Linked DNA regions of Homo sapiens: region 2 is linked to region 1. Evidence: chromatin loops called from intact Hi-C (ENCODE). Cell type or tissue: GM12878. All regions are shown on one strand. Each heading gives the region's core, and the rest is flanking DNA. Links, peaks and the distances in the headings are about the cores only. Region 1 overlaps NKIRAS1 (NFKB inhibitor interacting Ras like 1). Region 2 overlaps THRB (thyroid hormone receptor beta).

Evidence for each region. Peaks named below come from ENCODE experiments on the same cell type or tissue, not always from the same donor. Only the 100,000 strongest peaks of a DNase experiment are listed, where the experiment ranks them.
Region 2: a loop joins it to region 1, with 2.6 times the contacts of the local background. A loop is called at or near these places in 3 of 110 quality-filtered maps.

What each region holds. Positions count from the first base shown.
Region 1 is chr3:23,893,378-23,909,630 of GRCh38, forward strand. It overlaps NKIRAS1 (NFKB inhibitor interacting Ras like 1), which reads right to left. Exons shown (of 5, transcript NM_020345.4): 4 at 7,431-7,672. Among named protein-coding and RNA genes, the nearest start is that of NKIRAS1, 15 kb to the right of the region's middle. In GM12878, for the core only: no CTCF peak of the experiment used is centred there; no DNase peak of the experiment used is centred there.
Region 2 is chr3:24,141,083-24,157,335 of GRCh38, forward strand. THRB (thyroid hormone receptor beta) reads right to left here. Exons shown (of 11, transcript NM_001354712.2): 6 at 11,308-11,408; 7 at 5,593-5,740; 8 at 2,419-2,624. It overlaps THRB-AS2 (THRB antisense RNA 2), which reads left to right and starts at 10,242. Exons shown (of 4, transcript NR_121667.1): 1 at 10,242-10,318. RefSeq lists an enhancer at 1,864-3,063 and a silencer at 11,932-12,132. In GM12878, for the core only: a CTCF peak has its summit at 8,165; no DNase peak of the experiment used is centred there.

The DNA of each region.
Region 1 (16,253 bases), core at 110-2,609:
CCAACATCAGTTCCTGGGCAAAATGGAGACATAAGGAAAATTGTTCCACTTAACAAACCTGCTTCATTAAACTGATTCTCAAGTGTGACTGGATATTAGGATTTCACCTTACTCCTTAATGCATTTTTGTTAAAAATGGAGATGCTCGGCCGGGCGTGCTGGCTCATGCCTATATTCCCAGCACTTTGGGAGGCCGAGGCTCGTGGATCTCTTGAGGTCAGGAGTTCAAGACCACCCTGGCCAACACGGTGAAACCCCATCTCTACTGAAAATAAAAAAATTAGCCAGGCGTAGTGGTGTGCGCCTGTACTTGGGAGGCTGCGGCAGGAGAATCGCTGGAACCCGGGAGGCAGAGAGGGTGCAGTAAGCCGAGATGGCGCCACTGCACTCCAGCCTGGGTGACTGTGCAAGACTCCATCTCAAAAAAAAAAAAAAAAAAAAAAAATGCAGATGCTCTGTAGTTTGCTAACTGTAAAAAAAAAAAAATTAGCTCAGGTATGAATGGAAGATGGACTTGGGAAATTGGCATCTAGGATACAGACTGGTTTCAATGAGTCTGCATTTCAGTTTGGCTACACTTGATGTATGAGAGATTTGCAACATAGTACTTCAAAACAAGACAGCTGGAGCTGTGGGAGTTCTGTATCCATGAGAACAGGAATTGTTGTGTTCACATTATTCACAATACTAAAAAGGTGACTGCTAAGTGTCTGTTAAATGTATGGGCCAAAAACAAAAAAAGTATGTGCCAATAGGAACATTTTACACGAATGCTTACTATACACCAGACACTGCGCGTGACAGAATACAGCAGTCAAAGCTCGGGGAGGAGAAGAGACCCCAAACCAGATTTTCAGATAGTGCCCGTAAAGATTACACAAGACGATGTGACAGTAGACAATGGGCAGCAAGAACTGTCAAAGGCCTCTCTGAGGAGCAGCAGTGAACTCATCAGATCTTGGAACCACTACTGTCTTCCTTCCTGTCTGTACATTGAGCTTGAGCTCCCTGTGCTCCAGTAAGGCCATGCCTTGCTGGCAGGATGAAAGTGGGCCAGAGCTCCAGTTTTCTAGGGGAATCACATACTCTATCTCATCTTTCAAGCCCTCCTGTCATTCTTCATCACCCAGGGTTTCATCTTCATGTATCTCCCCCTACTGTGACCTCCATCTCCCTCTCCTCCCAACTGCAGAAACTCGTTCACTTTACCCCTTAGAATTCAGCAAGACTAACCCCCACTGCATCCTCCACCTCTGCGTCCTCCACCTCTGCTTTGAATGTTCCTTCACCTTTCCTAGTTGCCTTGCAGTCCTGCTTCCTCTATCACTCCCCTCCTACCACTACCACAAGGTTGGGGTAAGATGTCCTCCTTGTCCCTCAGTGCTACCTCCAATGGTGTCCTTCTCTAAAACCCCTGCAGAAAGCTGATGCTATCAGTCTGTTGTACCTACTAATCCCAGGCCGGCCCCCCAACTGCTCCTCATCACAGAGCTGACTCATGGTCAACCTGCTCTCGCCGTTACTCTGGTCATAATTCTTAGTGATTTCACTGGCCACGTAGATGCTGCTTCCAGTAACCTGGTCTCTTATTCTTTGACTTCTCCAATGGTCTCATCATCCTTACCTCAGCCATTCACCACTCCCGTGGTCATATCCTAGACCTTGTTTTGTTTGTTTTTTTTAAAGAGACAGGGTCTCTCTGTGTCACCCAGGATGGAGTGCAATGGCTTGATCATAGCTGGTTGCAGCCTTGATCTTCTGGGCTCAAGCGATCGTGATCCTCCTCCTCAGCCTGCCCAGCTATTTTTTTAATTTTTAGAGATGGGGTCTTACTTTATTGCTGGAGCTGGTCTCAAACTCCTTGCTTCAAGCAATCCTCCTGCCTCAGCTCCGCAAAGTGCTGGGATTACAGGCGTGAACTACCACATCCAGCCTAGACCTTGACATTGTAACTGCTCTCTATGATCTCAGTTCCAGGCATCCCACTCTGACTCCTGCCTTCCCAGTCATGCCTAATGCCCCCATTGCAAGAATTCCAAACACCACAAGGACGTACAACCTACTGGCTCTACTACCTTTATCATTGTCCTTCCACCCCACTCATGTCCTTAATTCCTCCCTACCCAGCTTAGATTATTTTTATTCACTCCCTTGCCCCCATTATCCCACCATATTCACCCGGCAAAACCCCTCCCTTGTTAAATTTAACTATTAACCAGACTCTGTGCCTACACCATTTAGCTGAATATGGCTGGAGAAAAACATACAACCCTGCTGGCCCAGATCATACCACTGATCTCAAATGAACTGATGTTCTCCGGCAAATGTATTACATTTTCTCCATTTACTCTGTAATGAGATATCGCATACCTTTGGTGCCCTTCTACAAGTTCCAGTATCTCCTCTTCCTTCCCCACTTTCCTTTCACCTGATGACCATATTGTTTCAGTAAGATACGCAATTAGAAGAGAATTTCAGCCAGGCACGGTGACTCACACCTGTAATCCCGTACTTTGGGAGGTGGAGGTGGGTGGATCATGAGGTCAGGAGATTGAGACCATCCTGGCTAACACGGTGAAACCCTATCTCTACTAAAAATACAAAAAAAATAGCCGGGCATGGTGGCGGGCGCCTGTAGTCCCAGCTACTTGGGAGGCTGAGGCAGGAGAATGGCATGAACCCGAGAGGCAGAGCTTGCAGTGAGCCGAGATCATGCCACTGCACTCCAGCCTGGGAGATGGAGCAAGACTCCATCTCAAAAAAAAAAAAAAAAAAAAAACTTCCACATTCTTCCGCCACCACATCTAACAACCTACCATCTTCCAAGCCCATTTGCTCTGCCTTAAAACCCATCCTCCTTCACCCGGACAAGGGTGTCACTCCAGCACTTAGTCCCCTCATCATCAATTTTCTCCCATTAGCATACAAACACAATCTTATCTAAATAAAACAAACGGCCGGGCATGGTGGCTAATGCCTGTAATCCCAGCACTTTGGGAGGCCCAGGTGGGTGGATCACCTGAGGTCAGTAGTTTGAGACCAGCCTGTCCAACATGGTGAAACCCTGTCGTCTAAAAATACAAAAATTAGCCAGGTGTGGTGGTGAACGCCTGTAATCCCAGCTACTCGGGAGGCTGAGGCAGGAAAATCGCTTGAACCTGGGAGGCGGAGGTTGCTGTGGGCTGAGATCATGCCACTGCACTCTAGCGTGGGCAATAGCAAGACTCCATCTCAAAAAAAACAAGGATGATACATCTATAGCCACAGGATGAATATTATACATTAGTTACCAAGAAAAAAAAACAGGGGTGGGTGGATGGGTGTGGTGGCTCACACCTGTAATCCCAACAGTGTGGGAGGCTGAGGAAGGAGGACTGTTTGAGACCAGGAGTTCAAGACTAGCCTGAACAACATAACAACACCTGTCTCTACAATTAAAAAAAAAAAAAATCTGGGTACTGATATGGAAACAACTCCAAGATATGTTACATGAAAAACAGAAGGTACAGGATAGTATGCCACCTGGTGTGAGAAAGGGAAAAAAGGCTAGGCACACGGTGGCTCACACTCATAATCCCAGCACTTTGGGAGGCCGAGGCAGGAGGATCACTTGAAGCCAGGAGTTGGGAGACCAGCCTGGGCAACAGAGCAAGACCTTGTCTTTGCAAAAAAATAAAAATAAAAATTAGGCAAGCATGGTGATGTACTCCTGTAGTCCCAGCTACTCAGGAGACTGAGGCAGGAGGTCACTGGAGCCTGGGAGTTTTAGGCTGCAATCATGCCATAGCTCTCAAGTCTGGGCAACAGAGCAAGACCCTGTCTGAAATAGGGAAAAAAAAAAAGGAGGAAAAATATTTTTAATGTATACTCCTATTTGCTTGCATTTATATAAAGAAACTCTGGATGACTGCCCCAAAACTAATAAAGGGGTAAAATATTTTAAAAAGCATGCTTAATGTACAGGATCTTGGTGGTTGAGGACAGCTGTGGGAACCAGACTGAACACAGTCCTTTTTACATATGATTGTCATTTTTGAACCATGTGCAAACATTACTTATTCAATTTTTTAAAACCAAACATGAAAATAAATAAATGCAACTTAAGCCATATCATGTCATTCCTTTGCCCCAAACCAGTGCTTTCTGATCTCACTAAAAGTGAAAGGCAAAGTGCCCCCATCACCTACAACACACCTCCTAGCCCACTCTGGCTTCACTGCCGATTCCTGAACATGGCAAGCAAATTCCGACCTCAGATCCTCGGTACTAGCTATTCCCTCCACCTGGAGCACTCTTCCTTCCAGACATCAGCTTTGTTCCCTCCCTCCTTACCTCCTTCAAATATCTGCTAAAGTCACCCTACAGAAAATAGCACCCTCATTCCCCATTCTGCTTTTCCACATAGCATCACTCATTGTAATGTATTAAATATATTTATTTACTGTCTCTCTCACTCCCAAAATAGAAGCTTTATTGGGATATGGACTGTTTTGTTCTCTACCACATTCCCTGTACCTAGAACAATGCCTGGCACATAGTAGTTGCTAAATAAGCATTCACGGAATTAATACGATTATGGGGATTGAAGAAGCATATGAGGAAGTTACTATTATTCTCCTTTTACAGATAAGGAAACTGAAGCAGAAAAGCTGAGAAGCAAAGCCAAGATTTAAGTATCTAGTACGTGAGTGTTCATTGACCTTTCAACTTTTGTGGGGCAGAGAGGGGTCTCTGGAGGATACCCAAGTAAATAATTACAGCATTTGCCTGTTTCGGTGGGAAAGATGGGAAATACGGGGGAGAGGAGCTTTCATGACTTCTTACATCTTTTCAAAACCTTGTGAATATGTTATCTATTCATAAAGTAAATTAGTATTCTAAATAAAATATCAATAACCCAGATGTCCTACAACAGATAAATGGTTAAAAAGAGTTTGGTACGTACCATGGAATACTACTCACCAAGAAAAAGAAATGAACTACTGATCCATGCAGTGACTTGGATGAATCTCCAGAGGATATGTGAGTAAAAAAAGCCAATCCCAAAAGATTACATATTGTATGATTTTTTTTTTTTTTTTCCGAGACAGAGTCTTGCTCTGTCACCCAGGCTGGAGTGCAATGGCATGATCTCAGCTCACTGCAACCTCTGCCTCCCGGGTTTCAAGCGATTCTCCTGCCTCGGCCTCCTGAGTAGCTGGGATTACAGGCGTGTGCTACCACGCCAGGCTAATTTTTGTATTTTTTTAGTAGAGACGGGGTTCCACCATGTTGGTCAAGCTGGACTCGAACTCCTGACCTCGTGATCTGCCCACCTCGGCCTCCCAAAATGCTGGGATTACAGGTGTGAATCACTGCACCTGGCCTGTATGATTTCTTTTATATCAGGGGTCCCCAACCCCTAGGTCATGCGCTGGTACCAGTCCAGGGCCTGTTAGGAACCGGGCCACACAACAGGAGGTGAGCAGGGAGCAAGCAAGCATTACCACCTGAGCTCCGCCTCCTGTCACATCAGTGGCATGAGGTTCTCACAGGAGCTGGAGAATCAAATTGTGAACTGCACATGTGAGGGATCTAGGTTGCATGCTCTTTTTGAGAATCTAATGCCTGATGATCTGAGGTGGAACAGCTTCATCCCCAAACCACCCCATCTCCATCTGTGGAAAAATTGTCATCCACAAAACCGGTCCCTGGTGCCAAAAAGACTGGGGACCACTGATTTATATAACAATCTTGAAATGACACAATTATAAAAATGGAGATCAGATGAGTGGTTACCAAGGGTTAAGGTGGGGGTGAAGATGGGAGGGAAGTGGGGCAGCTATAAAAGAGTAACATGAAGGATCTTTGTGGTGATGGAAACGTTCTGTGTCTTGACTGAATCAACACAAATACGGTGGTTATGATGTACTAGAGTTTTGAAGATGGTACCACTGGGGCAAACTGGGTAAGGGATCTCTCTCTGTTACTTCTTAAAACTGCATGTGACTCTATAATTGTCTCAAAATAAAAAGCTTAACAAAAAATATGCAAAAATCTAAGTTAAGAACATCTAGCCAGTACTTTTTGTTGTTGCTGTTTGTTTTGTTTTTTGTTTTTTTTCTACCATCTAGCCAGTACTGTTAATCAGTATATTATCTGGTTTCCTAGACAATGAAGAGTCCGCCACGTGAAGATCTGGAGAAAGATTTGAGATAAGAGAGTTCCAGACAGGGAAACAAGCAATTGAGAAAGCTTAATAGGAAAACAAAACTATCATGTTGAAAAAACAGAAAGTAGACTGGTGTCACTGGAGTATAGTGAGAGACAGGCAGATAATAAAGATGAGATGAAAAGGACAGGCATGGGCCAGGTAATCTAAATCTTTACAGACCACTGTAAGGCATATGAATCTTATGTTTAAGTGGTATATGGGTAGAATCCAATAATTATTAGGTTTCTTTTTTTGGTAAGCCTGAAGACAAGAATCCTATGTACCCAAGGAGATAATAAAAAGCCCAAGGAGGGCAGGCATGGTGGCTCATGCCTGTAATCTCAGCACTTTGGGAGGCCGAAGCAGGCGGATCACAAAGTCAGGAGATCGAGACCATCCTGGCTAACACGGTGAAACCCTGTTTCTACTAAAAATACAAAAAATTACTGGGCCTGGTAGCACACGCCTGTAGTCCCAGCTACTCAGGAGGCTGAGGCAGCAGAATCCCTTGAACCTGGGAGTTGGAGGTTGCAGTGAGCCAAGATCGTGCCACTGCACTCCAGCCTGGGTGAAAGAGAGAGACTCAGTCTCAAAAAAAACAAAAACAAAAACCCAAGGAAACAGCAATACCAAAGAACATAAAATGAATTATGTAGTACTTGAGATAAGAAGTCATTAAAATTCAACTTGTAGATGGTAACAAGCAAAAGGCAGAAAGTCAAATTCTGGTCCTAACTAAATTCAGTCAGACCTGTATTTCTTGGGTTAAGAAAAAAATTCTAGGCCAGGCAGAGCGGCTCACACGTGTAATCCCAGCACTTTGGGAGGCCAAGGCCGGCAAAGCACTTGAGGTTAGGAGTTCAAGACCAGCCTGGCCAACGCGGTAATACCCTGTCTCCACTAAAAATATAAAAATTAGCCGGGCATAGTGGCACACTCCTGTATTCCCAGCTACTTGGGAGGCTGAGGCAGGAGAATCGCTTGTACCCGGGAGGCGGAGGTTGCAGTGAGCCAAGATCGCATCATTGCACTTTCAACTCTTGCCTGGGAGACAGAGCGAGACTCCGTCTCAAAAAAAAAAAAAAAAGAAAAAGAAAAAGAAAAGAAAAAAATTGTAAAGGTTTTACAGATACTAAGAATATACTGTAATGATCTGAAAATAAACTACCCAAAAGTCTGTGCTATAATTTAAATGGTATTATAATTCACATTTGGCATTTTTAACATATCCACTTGCCTCTTTTTTGTCTTTGAACTTATCGATTTCTTTCTTCAGAAGCTCCACTCTTTGAAAGGATTCAAGGTTATTCACACTGTACACAAGAACGAAGCCATCAGCAAATGAAAAATAATGCTTTGGCAGCTCCACGCCTTCCTGTAGACCTCTGGTGTCATAAAGATGTAACTGTTCTTTTACTCCTCGGTCTGTTTCTACTGAAGCCATGTATACATCTTCCATTGTTTCGCAATCTTCCATTCCTGGGATTAAGAAAACAAATTACTCTTTTTGGCTAAGTCAGTGTCAACTGCTCCGTATTTTCTTGTCCTTTAGAAATTGGCTTTCTAGGTTTCTTATTTACCACATATAATAATCACATTTCTATTTTACTTTTTTTTTTTTTTTTTGAAACAGGGTCCTGTTCTGTTGCCCAGGCTGAAGTGCAGTGGCTCGATCTCAGCTCACTACAACCTCCGCCACCTGGGCTCAAGGGATCCTCCCACCTCAGCCTCCCAAGTAGTCCCTCCCAGCTGGGACTACAGGTGCCATCATGCCCAGTGAATTCTTGTACTTTTTGTAGAGACAGGGTTTCACCACGTGGCCCAGGCTGGTCTCGAACTCCTGGGCTCAAGCAATCTACCCACTTTGGCCTCTAAAGTGCTGGGATTACGGGTGTGAGGCACTGCACCTGGCGTAAACAAAATTCTTTTAAAAAATATTTCTTCTGCATAAAAATAAAAATCCCCTTCTTGTTTATGATCTTTTAAAAATGCATTTTACCACTTTGTTTCATTTGTGCAAGTTTTATCTCTTCAACTAGTCTCTAAGTTTATTAAGTGAAAGGAACCATTCTGTGTACACAGCAAATATTCAATAAGCCCTTACTGATAAAGGAATTAAAGGGAGAAGATTAACATTCTTAATTTTAATAAGTAGTGGAGAGACATGTGATAAGACAGGTAAGGTATAGTCCCAGTAACCACCTCCATATTTAAATATGAGGCCAGGCACGGTGGCTCACGCCTATAATCCCAGCACTTTGGGAGGCCTAGGTGGGCAGATCACCTGAGGTCAGGAGTTCAAGAACAGCCTGGCCAACATGGCCAAACCCCATCTCAACTAAAAATACAAAAATTCGCTGGGTGTGGTGGCGGGCACCTGTTATCCCAGCTACTCAGGAGGTTGAGGCAGGGAGAATTGCTTGAACCTGGGAGGCAGAGGTTGCAGTGAGCCGAGATCATGCCACTGCACTCCAGCTTGGATGACAGAGCAAGACTCCGTCTCAAAAAATAATAATAAAAAAATAAAAATAAATGAATGTGAGATACATCCAGAGGTAAAATCACATGGATAACATCCTATACCCCCCCCAATCATACTATGTTATAGTTTTTTTTAAACTAGTTACAGTTTTCCTAAACAACCTAAATACTGTAGAATGATTTGTTCCAGATGCCTTACATGAAATGTCCGTTAAGTATTAGATTACATAAAATCTCCACAAGTATTAGATTAAAAGGAATAATCACATGGTAATACATAGATTGGATCATTGAGAAACCAAAAATTTACTTTCATCAACATAACTCATAAGGAATGTATTCAGTGTTTAGAAAGGTAAAATTATTCATAAATCTGATTATGTATATACCTGTCTGTGTCATCCTGTCATAAATTAAGCCCTAAGGAAATTAAAGGTTATCTATTAAGACACAAACGTATTGGGCTTTGATTACAAATTAATTTAAAAGCAAAAACTACCAAGCATTTTGTCATGTGATTTTTTTATCCACCAAAAGCCAGTCCGGTTAGCCCACCTCCACCTGCCTCTCCAAAAGGGGGTCTAAAGTTTAGACCTTTTGATATTTTGGTACTCTAAAGATCAAATGAAGTCAAGAGTCTTCCACTAGTTCTCTAGATTTCCTCTCCCACTCCACGCTGCTGGGCAACTACCCATCTCGCACACCAGGGGAAGGCTTAAGGGTGCAATCTCTGGGGAGTATAAAATAGAGGCTGTCTAGACTGTGGGATAAAGGGAATGAGTTCCACCATGAAAACAGGGCAATTAAGTGACATGCCTGCGCACACACACATACTGAATGTTGAAGTCCTCCGGCTTTCCCTTTCTGCTCCCAAAACACTGGCAGCCAGCTCTTTATCCCCATCCAGGGGAATCTGGAGAATCTGGCCAACGGAAAAGGAAAAAATCCTAAATATACTGACATCTAGGTTTCCCCAATAAATGCCCCTGCCAGATCACTTTAGTGAAGCTCTAAGTCATGAACCCTATCCATATGCTTAGAGCTTCCAATTGGCTTTTTAAGTTGTATTTATTTATTTTTGAGACAGGGTCTCACTTTGTCATCTGGGCTGAAGTTCAGTGGGACAATCTCAGCTCATTGCAGCCTCAACCTCCTGGGCTCAAGCGATCCTCCCACCTCAGCCCTTCAAGTAGCTGGGACTACAGGTACATACCACCAAGCCCCACTAATTCTTGTATTTTTTTGTATAGATGGGGTTTCACCATGTTGCCCAGGCTGGTCTTGAACTCCTGAGCTCAAGCAATCTGCCTGCTTCTGCCTCCCAAAGTGCTAGGATTACAGGCATGAGCCACTGCACTGGGCCTAGGGGTCCATTTTTAATTATGAACAGATAACCAAGGTTTAGCAGACACCTGAAGAAAATAGAGACCAACAAGAAGAGACCGCTACAGAGAAACCAACTATACAAAGAAAAGAAAACAAAAACAAACAAACAAAAAACTACCTAATCTATCAAAAAAATAAGATAGTACATCCATGAAATAAGAACAGGATACTAACAAAAACTCAATAGAAGGGCTGGAAAATAAAGATAAGAATATCTACCAAAAAGTGGTACAAAAATATTGAGAGATGATAAACAGGAAAGGGGCAATAAGAAAATTCAAGGACTAGTCCAGAAGGTCCAGCATCCAAAAAGAGAGTTCCAGAAAACAAGGACAGAGAACACAGAGGAAAGAAAGCAATAACAAAATAATTCAAAACTGAAGAACATGCATTTCCATATAGAAGGGGCCCTCTAAGTGTCCAATACAGTAAATGAAAACAGACTGGCCAGGCTCGGGGGCTCACACCTGTAATACCAGCACTTTGGGAGGCCAAGGTGGGCGGATCACCTGAGGTCAGGAGTTCAAGACCAGCCTAGCCAACATGGTGAAACCCCATCTCTACTAAAAATACAAAAATTAGCTGGGCACGGTGGTGCGCACCTGTAATTGCAGCTACTTGGGAGGCTGAAGTGGGAGAATTGCCTGAACTCAGGATGCGGAGGCTGCAGTGAGCTGAGATCGTGCCACTGCACTCCAACCCGAGTAAAAAAAGAAAAAGAAAGAAAAGAAAAGATCAATTCTATGACGCATCACTGAAATTTCAGAACACTGGTGTCTTAGTCCATTTGTGCTTCTATAACAAAATACCACAGACTGGGTAATTTATAAATAGAAAATTTCTTTCTCACAGTTCTGGAGGCTGGGAAGTCCAAGATCAAGGTGCCAGTAGGTCTGGTGTGTTGTTATGGCACAGTCCCTACTGCAAGATGGAGCCTTGTTGCTGCATCCTTGGGAGGGGTCAAATGCTGTGTCCTCACATGGTGGGAGAGACAGAAGGGCAAGAGAGCACTCCCTTCAACCTCAAGCCCTTTTATAAGGATGCTAATCTTTCATGAGGGATTAGTCCTCATGAAGGTGAAGGGTGGAGCCCTCATGATTTAATCACCTCTTATAGGCCACAGTGCTTAATACTGTTACATTGGAGATTAAGTTTCAACATGAATTTTGGAGGAGACACTATCCTTCAAACCACAGCAACTAAGAACAAAGAAGAGAGCCTAAAAAAGTTTCCACAGACAAAGCATCAAGAATCATAATGGTTCCCAGATTCTCAAAAGTAGCACTAGAAGCAAGAAGACAATAGAAGCTGATAAAGTTAAAGAGACACACCTTCTATGAATCAGCAATTTCTAGATATGTATACCAGAATTTATCACATAATAGCCAGGATACATGTACAATAATGTTCCAGAGTAGCATTATTTCCAATAGCTCCAAACTGGAAAATAACCCAAATGTTCATGAAGACCTAACAGACAGAGGTAGTTTCATGCAATAGAATGTTACATCAATGAAAAGTAAACAACCACAGCTACGGCAAAATGGATGAATCTTTTATTTTTTTTTCTAAATAGAGATGGGGTCTCCTGATGTTGCCCAGGCTGATCTCAAACTCTGGGGCTCAAGTGATCTTCCCACCTCGGCCTCCCAAAGTGCTGGGATTCCAGTGGTGAGCCACCATGCCTGGCCTGATGTGTCTTACAAATATAATGTTGAGTAAAAGAAGCCAGACATGGATTAATTTAATTCATAGAAAATCCATAGGGCAAAAAATAAACTAGACCATTTAGTGACACACATATGTGGCAATTAAAAATAAAAAGAATGATTAACCAAAAGTCAAGGGAAGGAATGAGTTGCAACTGGACAGAGGAACACAGGGAGCCACTGGCCTGTCCTCAATGTTGTACTTTTTGATCCATGTGGAGATTATGTGAAGGTTTGTCTTATAATTATTAAACCATATATGCAATGCTTTCAAAATTCCGAAAGTATATTATTTTTGACCTAGAGTTCCATACCCATCAAAATTACAATTCAAATGTTAGTGTAAAATAAAGACAGTTTCAAACATGCAAAGCCTCAGAAAATGTATCACGTATATTTTCTCAGAAAACTATTTGAGGAGACCCTCCATAAAAACTAATATGTAATCATAGAAACAGGAAGAAACAGAACCTAACACAGATATGAAGTAAAGGAAATCACAAGCACAATTAGTAAATATCTCAATTCGGAAGCCCCAGGGTCACGACTACGTCCCAGGTAGAGGGCATGTTGAAGGCCATCATCACTGGATGTTCTGTTCTACTGTACAACCTTTTCAACCCCAGAAAAGTACTGGAAAATGTGCTCCAAAAAAAAAAAAAAAAGGTATAAGCCAAAAGAAGAAAAGAAGACAAGAGATCTAGGAAACAGGAAATCAAAACCAGGGAGAGGCCGGGTGCAGTGGCTCATGCCTATAATCCCAACATTTTGGGAGGCTGAGGCAGGCAGATTGCTTGAGGCCAGGAGTTCAAGACCAGCTGGAGCAACATGGTGAAACCCTGTCTCTACTAAAAACACAAAAATTAGCCAGGCATGATGGCGCATGACCGTAATCCCAGCTACTTGGGAGGCTGAGGCAGGAGAATCACTTGAACCTAGGAGGTGGAGGTTGCAGTGAGCCGAGATCGTGCCACTGCACTCCACCCTGGGTGACAGAGCGAGACTCCGTCTCAAAAAAAAAAAAAAAAAAAACCAAAGGGAGAAACAAAGGGGAAGTTCCATGATGATGGTGGCACAGTAGATAAGAGGACACAGAGCTCCTGAAAGGACACAGCCAAGAAAAAAAATAGATTATCTGATGGAGCTGACCTCATGCAGAACTGAGAAACATCTGGACTATGTGGAAAGAACTAGCAAAAGGTATAAACAAAACTAAAGAAATGACAAATACATGTTGGCTTCCATGAAAACAAAACAAAAAAAAGAATCACAGTATACTATACTGCTCTGCTGAGAATACCACTGACCCTTAAACAACACAGATTTGAACTTCACATGTCTTACATGTAGATTTTCTTTCTCCTCTGCCACCTGACACAGCAAGACCAATCCCTCCTCCTTCTCCTCAGTCTACTCCACATAAAAACAATGAGGATGAAGACCTTTACGATGAACCACTTCCAGTTAATAAATAGTAAATATATTTTTTCTTCCTTATGATTTTTTTTTTTTTTTTGAGATGGAGAATCACTTGAACCCAGGAGGTGGAGGCTGCAGTGAGGTGAGATGGCATCACTATACTCCAGTCTGGGAGACACAGATTTTATTTTATAGGCATTATCATCAAAGAGAGTGTCTTATATCCTTTGCAGTGGCTATTTTTCACTTACATTCTTCTTTTCAAATTTAAATAATGGTAACCTCTTATACATTTTAAAATAACCTTTATTTTTTAAAGCAGGTTTTTGTTTTGTTTTGTTTTGTTTTGATACAGTCTCGCTCTGTTGCCCAGGCTGGAGTGCAGTGGCGTGATCTTGGCTCACGATAAACTCTGCCTCCCGGGTTCAAGAGATTCTCATGACTCAGCCTCCTAGATAGCTGAGATTACAGGCACGTGCCACCATGCCCAGCTAATTTTTATATTTTTAGTAGAGATGGGGTTTCGCCATGTTGGCCATGCTGGTCTTGAACTCCTGACTTCAAGTGATCCGCCTGCCTCGGCCTCCCAAAGTGCTGGGATTACAGGCGTGAGCCACCACACCCGGCTTCTTCCTTATGATTTTAATAACATTTTCTTATCTCTAGCTTACTTTATTGTAAGAGTACAGTATATAATACACACAACATATAAGACATGGCAATTAACTGTTTATGTTATCAGGTTTAAGGCTTCTGGTCAACAGTAAGCTATGAGTAGTTAAGTTTCTGGGGGGACAAAAATTTGGTTGTCAACTGATGGGGGGGCGGTGTTGGCACCCCTAACCCGTGCACTGTTGAAGGGTCAATTGTACTGTATTTATATATGCCAGCAGCTCTCCAACTGTGGTCTGCAGATCTCATGAGGTCTCCTTTCAGGGGACCCACATGGGCAAAACTATATTCATACTACTACCAAAGCCATTTGCATTTTCCACTGTGTTGATATTTGTACTGATGTTGCAAAAGCAGTGGTGGGTAAAACTGCCGGTACCTTAGTGCAAATCGAGTCAGTGGCACTAAACGTATAGTTGCCATTAGATCCTCTCTTCACCATCCTGTGCTTGCAGTTAAAAAATTAAAAAGCCAGTTTTACTTAAGAATGTCCTTAATGAAGCAATAAAAATGACTAATTTTATTAAATCTCAAGCCTTGAGTATATATCTTTTCAATATTCTATGGAATTAAATGGAAACTATACATAAAGCATTTCTGCATGCAATTATGGTAACTGTCTTGAGGAAAATCTCTTGTGTGTTTTAAATTGCAAGCTGAACTAGCCATCATTTTTAAAAAGAAGAAATGACAGAAAAACTATGTATTTACAATATTTGACAAACATTTTCTCAAAAAGTAATAAAGGAAGCCTATCATTTCAAGGAAAGTAACTATGGTAACAGTATTTGTTGTCAATAAAATTTGAGCTTTCAGGCAAAAATCAGAATTGTATCCATCATCATGAACTTGACAGATTCCCAATACTGATGAAATTGGTATTTCATCAGATATTAACAAAAGTGATATGGAAGACTTCCTTAGCGAACCAAAATTTCCAAAATGACCAATTCACGATGCTAAAAAACTCTGCTTGGGTAAAAAGATCCATTTAAAATGCAGGATCAATCAATGAGATTTTAATTTAGCAGAGTAAAAAAGTTCACGAATATGATTTCAGATTCTACACTGCAATAACCTTTAAGTAACCATCACTTGTTAAGTTTTAGTGAAATACCAAAGAAAAATACCCATAATTACCTGAAAAGGCTATTAAAGTATTCCTCCTACCTTTTCCAACTACATATCTGTGTGCGGCTGGATTTTCTTCATATATTTCAACTGAAACACCTCATCACAGCAGATTACAAAGGCAAGTGTTAATAGATATGATAATTGCCTTCTATTAAGCTGGACATCAGAAAAGATTTTCTAAAAAGTAAATCAATGCCACCTTTCTATTTTGAAAATATAATTTTTTTCATAAAGTTATTTTAGGATATAATGAGTTTATTAGTGTCATTTAGAAAAAATAAGTAGTTTACAAATGTCTCCATTTTCCTTTTCTTTTTTTCTTTTTTCAGACAGGGTCTCCTAAGTTGGAACATACTGGTGTGATCATGGCTCACTGCAGCCTCAACCTCCCATGTGATTCTCCCACCCCAGCATCTCAAGTAACTGGAACCACAGGCACATGCCACCATGCCCACCTGGATAATTTCTTTCTTTCTTTTTTTTTTTTTTCTTTTTTTCATTTTGTTTTGTTTTTAGTGGAGATGAGGTCTCAGGCTAGTCTCAAACTCCTGAGCCCAGCTGATCTTCCCACCTTGGCCTCCCAAAGTGCTGAGATTACCAAGCTGTGAGCCATCACGCCTGGCCACGGTTTTAATTTCTAATACAGTAAATGTTGGAAGATACAGCCCACATAAACAGAAGTTGTTTGGGGTCCTCAGTAAGTTTTCACAGGGCAAAAGGATTCTGAAACCAAAAAATTTGAGAACTACTGACATAGGTATTATAATAAACACTAAATATGAATTTAACCACAATTGTTAAACATTATTTTAGAAAGCTAGAAGAGAAGCAGAGCACATAGAAATGGTTAATGAAAAACAGAAATGTGGGCCAGGCGCAGTGGCTCACGCCTGTAATCCCAGCACTTTGGGAGGCCGAGGCGGGGGGATCACTTGAGGTCAGGAGTTCGAGACCAGCCTGGCCAACGTGGTGAAACCCCGTCTCTACTAAAATAAAAATACAAAAATTAGCCAGACGTGGTAGCACGCACCCATAGTCCCAGTTACTCAGGAGGCTGAGAAAGGAGAATTGGCTGAACCTGGGAGGCGGAAGTTGCAGTGAGCCGAGATTGCACCACTGCACTCAAGCCTGGGAGACAGGGTGAGACTCCATCTCAGAAAAACAGAAATGTGCTTTAAGTTACTTGCCAGAAAAAAATGCTTTGATGATCTCTGTTTACTTATCTAACACAAACGTCATTTCATTCTAACCTGTGATAT
Region 2 (16,253 bases), core at 7,013-9,512, 250 kb after region 1:
ATTTCTTGAGCAGATTAAAGATCTACAAAAGATACATTTCATGTCAGCCCTACAAGGAGAATAAAACTCTCTTGTGCATGGGTAATCTCATGGTTCTGACAGAAGCCTAATGGCAAATCATTCTGTGCCATAGATTCTTTCCATAGATGGTCAGGCTGGTGAACTGTTAGGAGCCTTTAAGTGAACAGTGCAGACCTCAAGACTGGTTCTAATGACTAGATATTGTGACCACACAGCACGAAGATATTTGATTATATTTTGCTTTATAGAGGTGGTTTCTCTGCTTCCAGACATAGCACAACGTCATCTCCTCAGAGATGCTTCTTCTGACCACCATGTTCACAGAAATGAAGTCTCTCCCCACTTCCAGTTCACAAACTCTTCATCCCATCACACTGTTTATTGCCTTCATTGCACTTACCACTACCTGCATTTATTTTGTTTGTTTATCTCTTATTATCTGCCTCCCACTAGAGGAATGTGCCTGACTTATTTACTTTCTGGCACATAGTATCCACTCAATAAATGTTTCTTAAATAAAGGAACAAATCTTTAAAGTCTGGAAAGAAGCACCTTATGACTACTTAAACAAGTTTAGTTGGACTAGTATCCCTTCTCTATGGGGAGTAAAGACAATAAAAGTATAAAATTCCCGGGAGAAGTCCAGGATGAACTTCAAATCTTCTACCTTACTTGGAATTCAGCTTGGTCACGACTTGAAATCAGGAGACAGTGCCAGGCCTGGAAGTGGTTTCTACAATGTCCATTTATGGGTGACACATTTGGGGAAAGGATGGATTTAAGTTTGCAATTAGGTAGGACTCTGTCTTGCTATGCCCCAAGTGTACTGTGTTAGAATTTGTCTATCAATCCAGAATTAGTGCTTTTGAATTTTCTGGCAGATATACCAGGGTGGGGTGAAGATGCAAGATCAAGGCACTGAGAGGCTGCTCCTCCAAAGAGCTGGGATCTTTCAGAGGCTTTTTGGGTTTGTGCAGGTGCCAAGATTGCATAGGGTAGTGGATAGAGACATAAATCCCGGAGCTGGCTGCATCCATCACCACTGTTTACCAGTTGTGGGAGCTCAGGCAAGTTTCCTCAACTTCTGTGTCTTACTTCTCTCTTCTGTAAAATGGAGATATTAACCACATCTACCTACAGGATTGGTATAGGAAGTTAATGAATGAAAAGCACTTAGAATAGTACCTGGCATATGGTAAAGGCCATCTAGGTATTTGCTGACATTGCTGTTAGTGAAAGCCATCAACAAAGTGCTGGCACTATTGTTTCATTACAACGAAAGTAATTGTGTCAGTACAGGTGAATTATGTATAAGCCTTTTCTTTCCAAAACTTCCTTTAAGGTTGTTGTTATGTTGTTTTAAGAAAAAGATCCACTATCTCATTGTAATGTTAATGTTGAGGTACAAGGATAATTATACCACTATATCTTCTTGTTCAGATGGGGAAGTACTCTAATGTGTCCTAGGGATACAAATGAAACCACAGAATATCTGTTGTCAGGTAGGTACTTGAAAAGGGTTTTATATCATAAACTAAGAGCAGAGTCAGTCTCTGAGATGGTCCAGCACTAGTAGGGCACGTAGTCTTTCTAATGAGGTGGGTGGAGAGCCTGGACTTGGAACCAGAAGACCGAGTTGGTTTTGGTGCCTGGCTTTTAGCAGTGCGATCCTGGGCAAGCGGCTTAAGGCCTTGGGCTTGGTTTGCATGTCTGTAAAATGGGGATAGTAATTCCAGCTTACCTCAAAACACTATGAAGTCTGAATAAAAAATGAATGGGAAGAATTTTCACAACTGGTAATTTTTATAAGAATATTAAACATCAATATTGCAAGGGTCTGGAAGGTCTTTTTTCTCTACACACTCGTGCCCACCAACCCTATCCCTACTCCCTCATTCCCATTGCCCTTCTTGAGTCAAGCTCATTTAATTTAAGCTAAAAAATTTTGACTTCTGTTGACATAAAAATATACTTGAGGCCTAGAGGCTATTATAAAGGGAATATTTGGGATTGAGTTCAGGGACTAAATATGTATATACTGGGCATCTAAGGAAAGAAATGGGTATAGAAAGTAAAAGATGGCAGACAAAACATTTTACTAATTAGTTGGTCTGGGAGTGGTCTTTCTAACAGTAAAAGCAAACTGATATAATGTGGCCTAAGAAACTGTTTTAGAATTCAGCAAATCACAAAGTAGATGGTAGGAGTGGCCTTTATTCTCACACAGACCTAGACTCAAATCCTAGCTTTGCAAGTTACTCAGCCTCTCAGAGCTACGGTTTCCCTATCAGTAAAATGAGGCAATAACACCAGTATCCCAAGGTGATGAGGACTGAATAAATTGAGGTAGAAAACACTGGCATATAAGTGAAACTGATCTGTGCAAGGAAGCCTTACCAGGAATTTCCGTTTTTGCTTCCAGTGGCTGCCTTGGGCGTTGGTCGCCACATGGGCTTCGGTGACAGTTTTGATGAGCTCCCATTCCTCGTCTGTGGGCTCTGGCTTGTGCCCGATGGACTTCTGCAGCTCTTCCCGCCGTCTTTTCTCCCGGTTCTCCTCTATCAGCTTCCTCTTGGCCAGCCTCTTGCTGTCATCCAGCACCACTGGGAGGGGGAGAAAGATGAGACAAGGCACACAGATGCTCCCAAGATACACAGCAAGCTGCACTTCCTGGAGCCTCAGGAGTGGGACCACTGATGCACAGATGGCTTACTGGGTCCTTCGGGGTGGGTCACACTGGGACAGTTTCTCTCCTCACCAGCAAACTGCCATTGACTAGTCTTGTCCAACATGGTCTCTAGAGCCAAACTCCCCATGACCGGCCAGCTTTTCAAAACAAAGTCCCCAGAGAACCTAGACACTGCGCACTCCAACTCCACAGAAGGTGGTTCTAAAACAGAGTGAAGCAGAGAGGTAAAATCCATACTACCCACAAGATCACAGAGAAATCTGTCCAGCCAGTCATCCGAATTCACTCTCTGGGTTTCTGTCCTCCCCGCTTCCCCTAAAACGGCTCTTAGTAAAGAGAACTTCAGGTTAAAGAAACGTTATGGAATTAAAAAAAGAAACGTTATGGAGCAGTAAGTGGGAGGCTCGTGATCCCTTTTTTTAAGAGGAAAAAGGACCCCAACTCTTCATGGCTCCCTTAAGGGCTAATTGGAATGTGGCTGGGCCTCACCTGGGCCTCAAGGTACTCACTGTACATTATTCTCTACCTGGTCCACCCTCAAGGGTGGTTAAAGAGTCCAGGCTTTGGAATCTAGAAAGACTTGGGTTTGAATTCTGATATTATTACATTCTAGCTGTGTGACCTCTGGCAAGTTCCTTAGGTTCTCTGAGCTTTCATTTCTTCCTATACAAAATGGGCTCAATAATACCCACTTCACAGAGTATTCAATGTGATAATGCATTATAAGTGCTCAGTAAATGCAGTCCTGACTTCTATCATTTGGGTGAAAGGAAAATCAGAAGGGCAGGTAACAAGAAACCTATATTTCTGTGGTCAATTTCCAAAACCAAAACCGTTTCACTAGACTTGGTAACTATCAATGGAATGGAAAGGCTCAGGTTTTACATTGCAGAGTCATAGTATTTTAGAACTGGAAGGGAACTTAGACGTCATCTAGTCCTACTCTGTCTTTTCACAGAAAGAAGAAGAAATTGATCCAGAGAGGTCGTGACTTGCCTAAAGTCACAGAGCAAGTTAATGGCAGAGCCAAGGCAAGACCCAGGACTCCTGACTCCAGTTCTACGACATCACTGTCCTAGGGCCATTTCTTGATGAAGGTGTGACCTGGTAGGAAAAGAAAAAAAGCAGACATAGCAAGAGAAGGAGAACCAAGGTGCCTAGCTAGTCTCCCATTTAAATATTCTAATTTAAAGAGAATATTAAATTCCAGACCATTTAGATTTGATTGGATTGTCAAAGTCATGTGAGCGCTTACAAATGAGGAAAATATGAATGAGCCCTGTTAAGTCATTTTGGTTCAGTTACTAAAGGGAAAGGAGGAATGGTAATAATACCCTCAACCCCTTCCCAAATGCTTCCGGTGTGCCAGGGACTGTTGTATTTGATGAACATTATCTAATTTAATCTTGAAAACAACTCTACAAGGTAGGCAATGATTTCACAGAAGGAAAATCTCAGCTTAATTCCAAAGGTCACACAGCTAGTAAGTGACAGATCTGGGACTCGAACAGAAGTTTTTCTGATTAGAAAGCCTGAGCTCTTAGAATCCCTCACAAGCAAGTAAAGGGCACTCAAAATTTATTTCCATACAGTCTAGATTAACACTGAGTTTTTAAACCTCATAGACACTAGTATCTTAAACTTCTCAATAGAACACTGAAATAGATAATCAATAATAAGTTTGTCATAGTGGCATATCTAAGTATTTGGCTGTAAGTCAATCATATTCACATATCCCTATCAGGCATATTGTTGGCAAGGGCTAAAGGCCTTTAAGAGATAAAGATAAAGAAAATACTCAGCCAGAGGTGGGGATTAACCCAGGATTTCCAGCCTAACACTCTAACATAACCCTCTTCCTTTTTAAAGATTCTCCATTCCTTCTTCTTTAATGGGCAAACCAGAACATTTCACAGATTTTTTTTTCTCAGTGAAAGAACTCTATTTCTCACATAAAATGTGAGTCATGATTACTTCTTTCATCAGGAAAAATCCTCACTGTATTTTCTTTTTTCTTTCTTCATTTTTTATCTTTCTTTTTCTTTTTAATTTTTAACTAATAGTTGGAATCTCTCACTGATGTGCAAAAAATTTATGCCAGTAGAATCATTAATACTGATGCCTGGCAAAAGGGAGGCCACACATTCTGAATGACATGATTCTTATTTTTATGATTAGATTAATTAAAGTGACTGGTGTAAATCCCTCGCACAGTGTGGGGAGAAGAGACCCCAAGGGCTAATCTCGCCACCATATGCTGTAGCACTTTGAAAACTGGGTAGGACGACTTCAGCTCGGAATGTCTTTATTGCTAAAAATATAACAAACAACCAACTGCAGGATGACTCATGCAATAGCACTCAACTTTGCATTCTTCAGAAATTTCTGAACACGATGTTTTCTGCCAGCGCCCCATCTCCAAAAATGTCCATAAAATAAATTCCTGTCTTTGCTCTTGAAAAAATATTAGGACTAGTCCCTGAGGCTCTACCCCATGTGAACACTGTGTATAGAATGATACCTTATCAAGGTAAATGGACCAGACCTCTCATTTGTAATCTCTGTCTCAAACAGAGTGTTGCTAACAACTAGGCCTGCAAATGTGATAGGGATAATTTAACTGCATTTCCTCCTCCATCATCCATACTTTGACAGTTAGGAGGTGGTATGACAGGGTAGGATGGAACCCACCCAGCAATGGCTCCCACCTCCCTTTCAGGGCAAGCCTGGATGTGGGGAGTGAGGGGTGTATGCGAAAGTAAGGTATTCCCTTCTCTGTCTTCTTGGGTTCCTGCCTTCTTTTCTGCCCAGTCGATCTCCTTGAACCAAACTGTTTCCTAATCAACATTCCTTGAATATGAAGCAAGTGAAGATCTACTTACAATCTGTTGCCATGCCAACATAGATGCATTTCTTAAAGCGACATTCCTGGCACTGATTTCGCGTGACTTTGTCTATGACACATTTTCCTTCATATTTACAGGAATAGGATGGATGGAGATTTTTCTGAATGGTTCTTCTAAAGAAACCCTATATGAAAAACAAAGACCCAAGACAACAGTTTCATATTTTCTTGAAATCAGTGATTCTGGAATTTTGTGTCCATATAACTATGAGATGAATCGTTTTGGACCTTAACCTGTTTCTAGGCCTCTAGCTCCACATATTCAAATATAAGACAGTTGGCCCAGAAGGATCTAGAGAGTTCTAAATCTGAGCTGATGATGCCATAGGACTACAGAGTCAACACCTTTTTTTTTGGTCTTTATTCAAGGAAAAGAGGCTAGTAGGAACATCTAGCGCTTGTTTTTATTTTTTCTAAATATTGAATATATAAGTAAATTATACTGTTCTATTTCATATACTGACATAATTGTGTTGCTAAATTAAGCTATGAGGAGTTTTGCTACTTTATACTGAGTAATAAGAGAGCTCCAAGACCAAGAAGAAAGTGAAAAAAATGAAAAGACATGGATACTTGCAATACTTTATTAATTAAAAATCTAATAATTTAGTAATTAAACAGATGTACTAGCTGGCTTCCTGGATTTAGTTTAATACTTGTTTTTGAATCTTGAGACAGCCATGATCAGCTCACTTAGCCTTTCAAACAATAGGACTCAGGGAGTAGAACGCTCCAGGTTTTCTACCAAGTTTTTCCCCATAGCTCATTGCATTGAGGTTTTCCTTTTATAACACTCTTTCTTTGGTATCTGTAGACATACACCTACAGGTTCAATGATTCTTCCTTTCTTAAGGCATGAGAGAGCACCTCTGTAGCATCTGGGGACACTGTTTAGTTCTAGGTTTGGGTGACTTAGGTAATATTCTCAAGAATGTGCAATACTAGAATTTTTCTGGACGTGATCCTCAAGTTGAGGCAACTGTCATCTGTATTGTAGAAGTTAATAACAGCAGTGAGCACTTATTGTGAGGGCACATTGCTAAGTGCTGTAGAAACATTCAATATCCTTCTATCTTCCCTACAATCATGTAAAGGAGGTGCTCTAAATATTTCCATGGTAGGGATTAAAAAAGTAAACCTCAGACAGGTTAAATCGCTTGCCCAAATCACATGGTAAGTACATGTGGGAACTTCAGGTAGGATGGAAACCACCCAGCAATGACCCCCACCTCCCTTGCAACCCAGGAGCGGCACTCCACATCTTACTTGCTTAACTGCTTATATGATGTATAATGAAGTAAATTTTACTGTATTACTTGAATGTTTTAGATCAACAGATTATAAACAGTCCTGCCCCAGCCACTTAAAAAGTTCATTTTAACTGTTGGTAGGATAACAAGGCAAAATGAGTGTTTTAAAATGTAAGAAATTAAAAAAAATTTTTTTTGAGACAGAGTCTCGCTCTGTCACCTAGGCTGGGGTGCAGTGGTGCGATCTTGGCTCACTACAACCTCCACCTCCAGGGTGCAAGTGATTCTCATATCTTAGCATCCAGAGTAGCTGGGATTACAGGCGTGTGCTACCACACCTGGCTAATTTTTGTATTTTTAGTAGAGACGGGGTTTTGCCATGTTGGCCAGGCTGGTCTCGAACTCCTGGCCTTCAGTGATCCGTCCTCCTTGGCCTCCCAAAGTGCTGGGATTATAGGCGTGAGCCACCACGCCTGGCTAATTTTTGTATTTTTAGTAGAGATGCGTTTTTGCCATATTGGCCAGGCTGGTCTCCAACACCTGGCCTCAAGTGATCCGTCTGCCTCCGCCTCCCAAAGTGCTGGGATTACAGGCATGAGCCACTGTTCCTGGTGGCAAAACAAGTTTTGATGGATGTCTTCTGCTAAGGCCTAAAGGGGTCCTCTAACTTTGCTAGATAAATGGTGGGAAATATCAGTTGATCTAGATTCAGCCCAAATTTTTATGATCCCGGTTAATGTTCTTTGGCTTTGATTATATACGTATACCCTATTGCATATTCCTCCTTCAGACACAAAAGCTCTTTCTTATTATGAAAATGCCCGAGGTAGGATTTTATATTGGGCAAAGCAGAATAAAATAGAAAAACATCAGGAATAACTGAGACTAACAGACTTGATTTTGGGGCGTATATGCAAATCCCTTATCATTTCCATTGTTCAAGTTCTAACAGAAAACTGTCAATATTATATTTGGGTTCTGTGTTCCTAAGCACTTGAGTCCATTAATTTCAGTGATGTTCATACACTGTTACAAGATTCACTCATTCACACGCAGGGCAGTTGTTGGAGATGTTGGCAATGATTTCCTGGGTGTGCAGGGTGGGCAAATCTTGCCAAAGCATGAATGTCAGAGCATGCCATGAGAGTGAAAAACAAGTTTCCCTGCAAACCTAGCTTTTCTCTCTGCTACCCTCTGACCAAGGAGGGCAAAGGAGAACTAAAGAAACCCAGAGATTCCTGGCAAGAAGATGTATGTCACAGACAGGGAGGGGAGGGGTAGGGTAGCACGCCTCCTTCTGGAGGAAACAATAATTTCCTAGAGGTAGAAATACCAAAGTCCAAGACATCCAGTAAGAATGCTGACGGCTTACTAGGATAGGAAGATTGTTAGTCTATCTGAAGTTGGGGAGACCCTTGTCTCCCTCATACTCTGATGCTGACTCATGTTCAGGGGTGGGTTTAGGGCAAGGAGTACATTGACCAGTAAGACCACGCTAAGCAGAGAATGAGGTGTGACACACCAGACACTCCAAAAAGTCACTCTGTTCACTTTTTATTGGGATGAATGAAATAATTTATACTTTGCTTATTTCCACAAAAGAGTTGAGATAGCTAGCTCTACTATACACTATGCCATCTTTTCTGTGGCCTATCTCTGATGACTTGTCTTGGGCACTTCATGGACCAAATCCTTTTAAAGATGTTGGCCTTTCTTTTTTTTGTTTTTTCTTGATTTTCTTCTTAAAATGTTGGCCTTTCTTAAGCTATAATTAAAGCATATTTTGATGTATGATAAGGAACCACTTCATTTTAAAAAGTAACAGAAATTAACTCTTGGAAGTGGACTTGAAGACATTTAAAACAGTCTACTTATTTTAAAAAAATCCTTTTAGAGATGAGCTGACAAAAGAGATGCCCTGGGCAATAAATAAGGACATATATTTCATTGATGATTTGTTGGTAAGAAGAGGTCTTGCTTTTATAAATCAATATCAGACATGTTTCTTTGTATTCTGAGAAGAACTGTATCCATTTTTTAGTACTTTGAGATGATTCACTGATCAATGTGAAAAGGAGATAACTCACTCTTCTAGTTCACTATTCAGGCAGCTGTTGAAAAGCTTTGATTCTTTCTCTAAAAATAGTTTGCTGTGGGACAGTATCAATATCCTTTCTACAAAAGATGTGTAAAAACTTGGATATCACAACAGACATGACATCTCCAAAAGATTTCACTCTTCTCAGGGTGAAAACTGGCAAAAAGGATTCTCTCCATACACATTGCAAGTATGGGGTAGAAATATTTTTAAATTACAGGTTTGAATAAACGATATAGGAAACAATTAACCCTTTCATCTTTCACCACTCTTAAAAACCGTGTTTCACTTGAAAAACTCGTTTGTCTTTTTCCAAGATGCTTTGTCATTATATTAAGTGATCCGCACAAGTACCCTGGGAAGGCTCTTCTCTGATTTTACAATGAAGGCAACCCTAGAAACAGGATTCTGACCTGAGACAAAGTCACAGAATCTGAAAAAAAATCTAGATTTTGCTACACGATTTCTTCTTTTAAGAAAACCTCAGCTGATCCAGGCTCCAAACATCCTGTGATCTAGGGAAAACAGGCTAGTTGATTTCTTGATCATCCTGAAGACATATGTGAGGCAGGGATATAGGTTAATAGGCTCAATTCTCTCTTTGTTTAAGTCAGTCACTAATAACGTATTGTCCTCTGTAAGGCACATTCACTCTTTAGAGTCATTTTGGGGAATTAAGTATTAAATTGAATTCCATATTAAATGGAATCAGGATCTCTCTCCCAGAATTCGAAATTTCCCATTATGCGCCGATTTAGAAGAATCTCAGTGCTGCAACTAAGGTAGGGAAAGCCTTATGAATTGGGACTAATTTAGAGAAAAGTCTAGTTTGAATTATCGAACTTTTGGAATGAGAGTAGGTACCTAAAGTTATGTAGTTTTATTACTTTCAAATCAAGCCAATAAAACTACTTTCAAGAGACTGTCTGCAAGTCTCTAATTAATAAATAGCCAGAACTTACTTGTAATTAGATTCATTAAATTCCCTAAGACATTATTTTCATAGATGTAATGGCAACCTTTAGCCCAGTCTTTGTTAAAGGACTACGAATTCCAGATCAAAGGGGTCTGGATAAATAAGAACATGTTACACCACATTCCAAAAAGCAAGTCTTGCAACCTTAGAAATTACCCCTTTCCAATGGATGTATTATCTCAACATTTTTAGCAGCCTTCTCCTAAATGTTTCCTAATGTCACGTACAAAAACATAGGGAATTTGCATGGAAAATCTTCCACTAGGGAAAAGGAAAACACCTTAATTTGAAACTGAGCTAACATGTTGATTTGGGGGCTTTACGAGCAAGGGTATGAACAAAGCGGGGCAGTTGGAGAAGCGGAAGAAGAGAAAAAGAGGTAAGGTGGATGAGAGAGGAGGGAAGGTGAAATGTTTTATACATTTAATACAATTTTTGCTTTAGGGTTTACATCTTGATAATTTAGTTTTAAATATAAGAGGTAAAAAAGACAAGGTATTTAACAAGTAAACAATTTTAAAAGTCCTTCCCTGACTTTAAATACTTCTTTATTTATGAAACATTAGCTGAACAGACACGAAATACAGCACTGGGTCAAGCTTTTTCCTTTATGGTAGATTTCATTTTCAAGGCTAGATTGTTGGACCAAAAGATATTTTCCAGAAACCTTATCTGAATTTTGTTGATGAAGTCTTGTAAGTAGGCCAATTTAGGTTCAGTTTCAGGAAGTGAATGGACTGATCACTGGTATATTCTTGTCAAGTATTTCCTGCAGATAGGACTGTACAGCACAAAATTAGCCGATGGATGACCAGAATCTACTTAGTCACTGCAGGCTGTGCGAAAAGCCAACTTGGATAATTTCAGAACATAACTGAATCTAAGTAGCCTCAAAGATATTCCCTATTGGAACCCTTGAAAATGAGCATATTCACTCAGACTAACAGCAGAAAACAGCCTGTGGTAGAGTAAACTCTGTCTCCTCCAACACTGTAGATAAAACAAGAAGAGAAACAGTCATTTCTCGGGATGACAACATGTTAAAAAGGACCTATGCTTTTTAAACCCAAAGTAAGAGTTTTATTAATTTCTTTTTATTTTATTGATTCTCTTCCTGTTTTAAAAACACTTGCAGAAGTAAAGAAACCAGACATTACACTCATTTAGTTATTTATGATTTGGGAAAAAAATTCAGTTCTTGAACATGTCAAAAATGAAGAGCACAACCAGACACCTGGATGATCACAGACCATGGATGTTAGAATTTGATTTTAATTTGAATTTAAACTTAACATTGCATTCTGGAAGAGGACTGGGAGGGGACTGGAGCTGGGCTAAGCTCTGTGCTTGTGGACCCAGGGCAATTACCTTGCAGCCTTCACACGTGATACAGCGGTAGTGATACCCGGTGGCTTTGTCACCACACACTACACAGAGCTCGTCCTTGTCTAAGTAACTGGGGATGTACCCTGTGAAGGAAATAAAAGAAGGAATATTAAAAAATAATATGTTAACGTCAAAGAGACACTATAGCTAAGGTTGCTAGGCCAGAGACAAAATTGGCTTGCCAGGAAGAGGTAACAACAGTAAAGACTTAGTGAAACCAAACGGTAAGAATTTTATACTCATAGAGTTAACATAGGCCCAGGATTTCAGAATGCCTTAGAAATAGCTCACACCTATAATCCCAGCACTTTGGGAGGCCCAGGCAGGTGGATCACCTGGGGTCAGGAGTTCAAGACCAGCCTGGCCAACATGGCAAAACCCTCTCTCTACTAAAAATACAAATAATTAGCCGGGCATGGTGACAGGCACCTGTAATCCCAGCTACTCAGGAGGCTGAGGCAAGATAATCACTTGAACCCAGGAGGCAGAGGTTGCAGTGAGCTGAGATTGTGCCACTGCACTCCAGCCTGGGCGACAAGAGCGAAATTCTGCCAAAAAAAAAAAAAGAAAGAAAGAAAGAAAGAAAGAAAGAAAGAAAGATAGCTGTGATCACTTGCTGTGCAGGTGGGAATGGCAGGAAGGCTGTAGAGCCAGTGACTCAAGCAGAGAGGCCAGGATTTGAGCACTGTGAGTTCTAGATAACACAATCTATTTAACAAGGCTTATTTCAAAACCTGTTTTCACAAGATTTGATCCACTTTGGAATCACAGTACCATGCAATGAATTCAGAAAACTTTATAGCTGGAAAGGTCCCGGGAGATGACGAAGTCCTTGTAAGGTGAAGAAACAGGCCTGCAGAGGTTTGGCCTTCCTCAGGGTCTCACTGGAAATTACAGGCAGGACTAAAACCCCAGTCTCTTAATTTCTAGCCCTCCAGTGTAATATGCTGGTCTTTTTCTAAAAATGGAGAGTTGACTTTAAGTAGAATGAATTTTGCCACCTAAAAAAGTTAGGTAAACTTGTGATATTATGATATGCAATCCAACAACACTGGATAGTGTGAAATGACAGAGGTTTTGTTTATTAAGAAAAAAGGAAAATCCAACTATGATAACTCTCTTTTTTAGTGGACAATGAGTTTATTAGTTTAAATTCCTTGACTCAGGAAGCTAAAAAGCACAAAAGCAGAAGCCTCCTGTTTCCCTCCTGTCTTTGCTCCTTCAGCTTCCTGTGGAGAGGATGCCCAGACACAAGATGCTGATTCAGGAGGGCAGGTTCATTCTCCCCTCTATCAATGGTTTACCATTGATAAATTATGTGATATATAGAATCACACAGCTTCACATAAGACCAAACAATCAAAATGAGGCAGGATTGGTTGGGATGTGAAGAAGGAAGAGGCTGAGAAACAATCCTTTCTCCCTATCATGGTCCTTATGAAGTTTTTTGACTCAGTTCAGCAAAGTCTTCTTTGTTCCAATAAAGATTAGCTAGGTTGAAATGACTGATGCCTTACTGTGTATCTTACCGTGACATTTCATAGACCTTTTATTAAACTAGGTCACTGAAGTCTTGCTTTTCAGAAAAAAAGCCATTAAGGAAACAGAATGAAATAAATCCTTTTCATAATTTCTTAGAAATTATGTTGCTCCAACTTTAATTTAGAAAAATGTTCCTTCTTGGGAGGCAGATAATTGACTTGAAAGTGAGGTTTAGTAATGTACAGGATTATATTTTTAAATATCACAGCTTTTCTTAGTTTACTTTTGCATCATGCAAACCATGATTCATCTGTTGAGTTCACTGCAAGGGTTTCAAAACTCTTGTCAGTCATTTTTAAAAAGGGAATTCTGGGAAGGATCTGGGCAGAGAAAAAAGGGAACTAGAATGCTTTGCGCGTTCATTCAGTCATTTATCTATGAATTCAGAAAACATTTATTTAGCATCTACATGTGCTTAGCATTGTTCTAGGTGCTGAAAATACAAAAATGAGTAAGACATGGTTTCTTCCTTTGTAAACTCATAAGCTGAGTTCTGTTTCTGTAGCCTTGGTCATTCTTCAATGAGAAAAAGAGAGGTGAAAATGAAGGGAAGAACATGAAAAGATGCTCAACATCATTGCAGGGAAATGCAAATCAAAACCACAATGAGATACCACTTTACACTCACTAGTATGGTTTTAACAAAAATGACACAGTCACAAGTGTTGGTAAGGAGGTGTGCTCATGTGCTTTTGTGTGCATATAAAGACCTACTTATAAAACACAAAGTAACTTTTAAACCACAAAGTAACTCAATTAGGAAAACAGGCACCTTCCTGGTAAAGGCAGATGGAATATACAGACCCATACTGTCAAAAAAGCTACATCTGAACCTCTTATACCTCGAGGTTATACACAATTAATCCAACAGAATGAAGACTTTCAAGTTCTTAGTATCAAGTATGGAATGCAGAGATAAGGGAAAAAGAGGTACAAGTCATTTCTGTCTAATCTCAGGTATGAGAACCAATTGTGATACACTTGAACACTGCTGTACTTGTGGGACATGACTTGGGAGGGGTCAAAACAAGGTGTCCAAGAACATTAACCAGAGTTGGGAAGATGCAGGTAGTTCCCTCTCACCTCATACTACCCCAGCCTGTCTCATGAGACCTGCTGGCTTTATCTTTTGGCATTGGCAGCCAGACACTGAAGATTTATTCCTACCTGTAGTTCAACAATTTATGTAGATGGTGTTTAAGGTTCTTGTGGAATCCAACAATAATTCAATCAGTGACTGGAATGGACTCCTTTCATTTACTGACTGCTAGGCTGAGAGGTGGTGTGCTTTACTCTCTTATTTCTCCTAGACTATCTTCTTCATGGGTGGAGGTGATTAAATGACTTTAGTTAAATCATCAAAACTTCTACAGAAACATCTACTTAAGTTGGTGGCAGCTACTTACATGATCATACTAGTGCACCCCACCCCTTGCTTTCTTTTCTGTAACATATTAACTCTGAACCATCTTATTTATCCAAAACAGTCACCACAGGCAATGATACATCAATCATTATGCCTAAGTCCATTATTCTTCATTAAATAACTTCCATCAGGGAATAATGTCCCACACATAGTGACTAGGTAGGTGAGGATTCTCTTAAGGTTACTGAACATGATTGACAACATTACATACTAACCAATTCTCCTAGAGAACTTAACCATTTCTTGCTGTTGTATTTCCTGTTGTATTTTAGTGTCTCCATCATTTTCCTTTGTCATACTCACCAAATGAGTTACACAATGGTCAGTATGCCAAACTAAGGAAAATGCACATGTATCATTAGTTTTGTTGCCAAGAGTGGACACTGATGAGTGTCATAATGTCAGCGTTGGATTCTGCCTAGAAACAAATACTACAGACACAATCCTGGAAGCTACGACTGTTCATGTCAGGAACTGCATCTGCTAGTTGTCCCAGGTGACTGCTAAAGAAGCCTGGTCAATAACCCTCCAGAAAAAATTAAGGTCCATGACAATATATGATAGTTCAAAAATGATATATTTCCCTCAGCTCTTGTCTGCTCAGATGTATTATTTTTCAGATTAATACATTATGCTGCCACTTTATCAAGCATATTTTTATAAAAGCAAACTCCATCTGTTCAACAAAGGACTTGAGATTTTTTCAGTTGACATTTGGCAATGTCTGGTTAATTGCTAAGTATTATCTTGAATATCTTACAGTTAATGCTATTTAAAAAATATTCTCTGAGCGACTTGTCATGTAGAAGGGGAAAGTTTTGTACATTTGCACTACAAAGGATGCAACAGGTAGTAAGCTTGCCTTCTTGGTTGAAAACAGATTCAATGCTTTCTTCCCTATGGGCAAGATCAGAAGGCTGGCTAGTTTAATTCTTTTGAGTGAATTATAACAGCATCTCAGGTCCTAGGAGGAGAAACACTGGTTCCTCTTGTCACCTTGGCAGATACATGGCCCTTAGGGAATAGAATATAAAGCAGATTAATCTTGAAAGTAGATCTAAAATATAAGGTGCTGCCTAGGAGAGCAGAAGTAGCAGCATGTGAGAAGAGCTGAGTTCAGAGATCTTTTCCAAACTGGCAAATCTTATCATCTGTATAAGACCACTTGCCTAGCAGAACCAGTCCTGGCATCTTAAGGGAGGGGCTGTGGTTTGCGGTAGTGGGAAATACTTTGGGTAGCTCAGAGAAGTGAAGAAGTTCCATGTTGCTGATTCATCTTGTAGAGCTATCAACTCAGAGCCAGTAGGTATCTGATCTTGGGACGGGATAGAGGATGAGACTGTATTTTGTCACCCTTCAGGAAGCTAAGTCACTAGCATGCTTAGTCACTCTTCTGATTTTATACTGAACCTCCTCAGTTCATCCTGCAGCTCAGACCTGATGATTTAAGCTTGTTTTCCCCACCAGCACCTTCCCTATGTCATTTCTTGACAAACTTAAAAACCTTGAAAGGGTTATCCTTTAGCCTTTCCCCAACATACGAATCCTGATTCCTTTTATATTTAATTCTTGGCATTAGGTACCAAGCTTTATATCATGTTAATCTTTAACCCTGTGATAGACACTATATTAAATTAAACCATGCATTCATCCATTTGTTTATTTAACAGCATGTATGGGTGTACTGTGTGGAAGACACTTGGTACAAACTTGAAACAGCATTAACTTTGGAGGCCTTCATCCATTGCCCTCTGCAAATTATTAGCAGAGCTGCCCCAGGGGCTCCCACTTCACACAATTCACAATCTTTCCTCAGAACATCCACTGTTTTCCCACCCTGCCTACCCCTGCTTGGAGTCTTGGAGTCTCTTTCTTTACACTTTGCCCTCTGGCTGGCTGGGCCCTGGTGTTGGGGGACAGCAGACAATGGCTCGCCAGGCTTTGAACACTGAAGCACTGG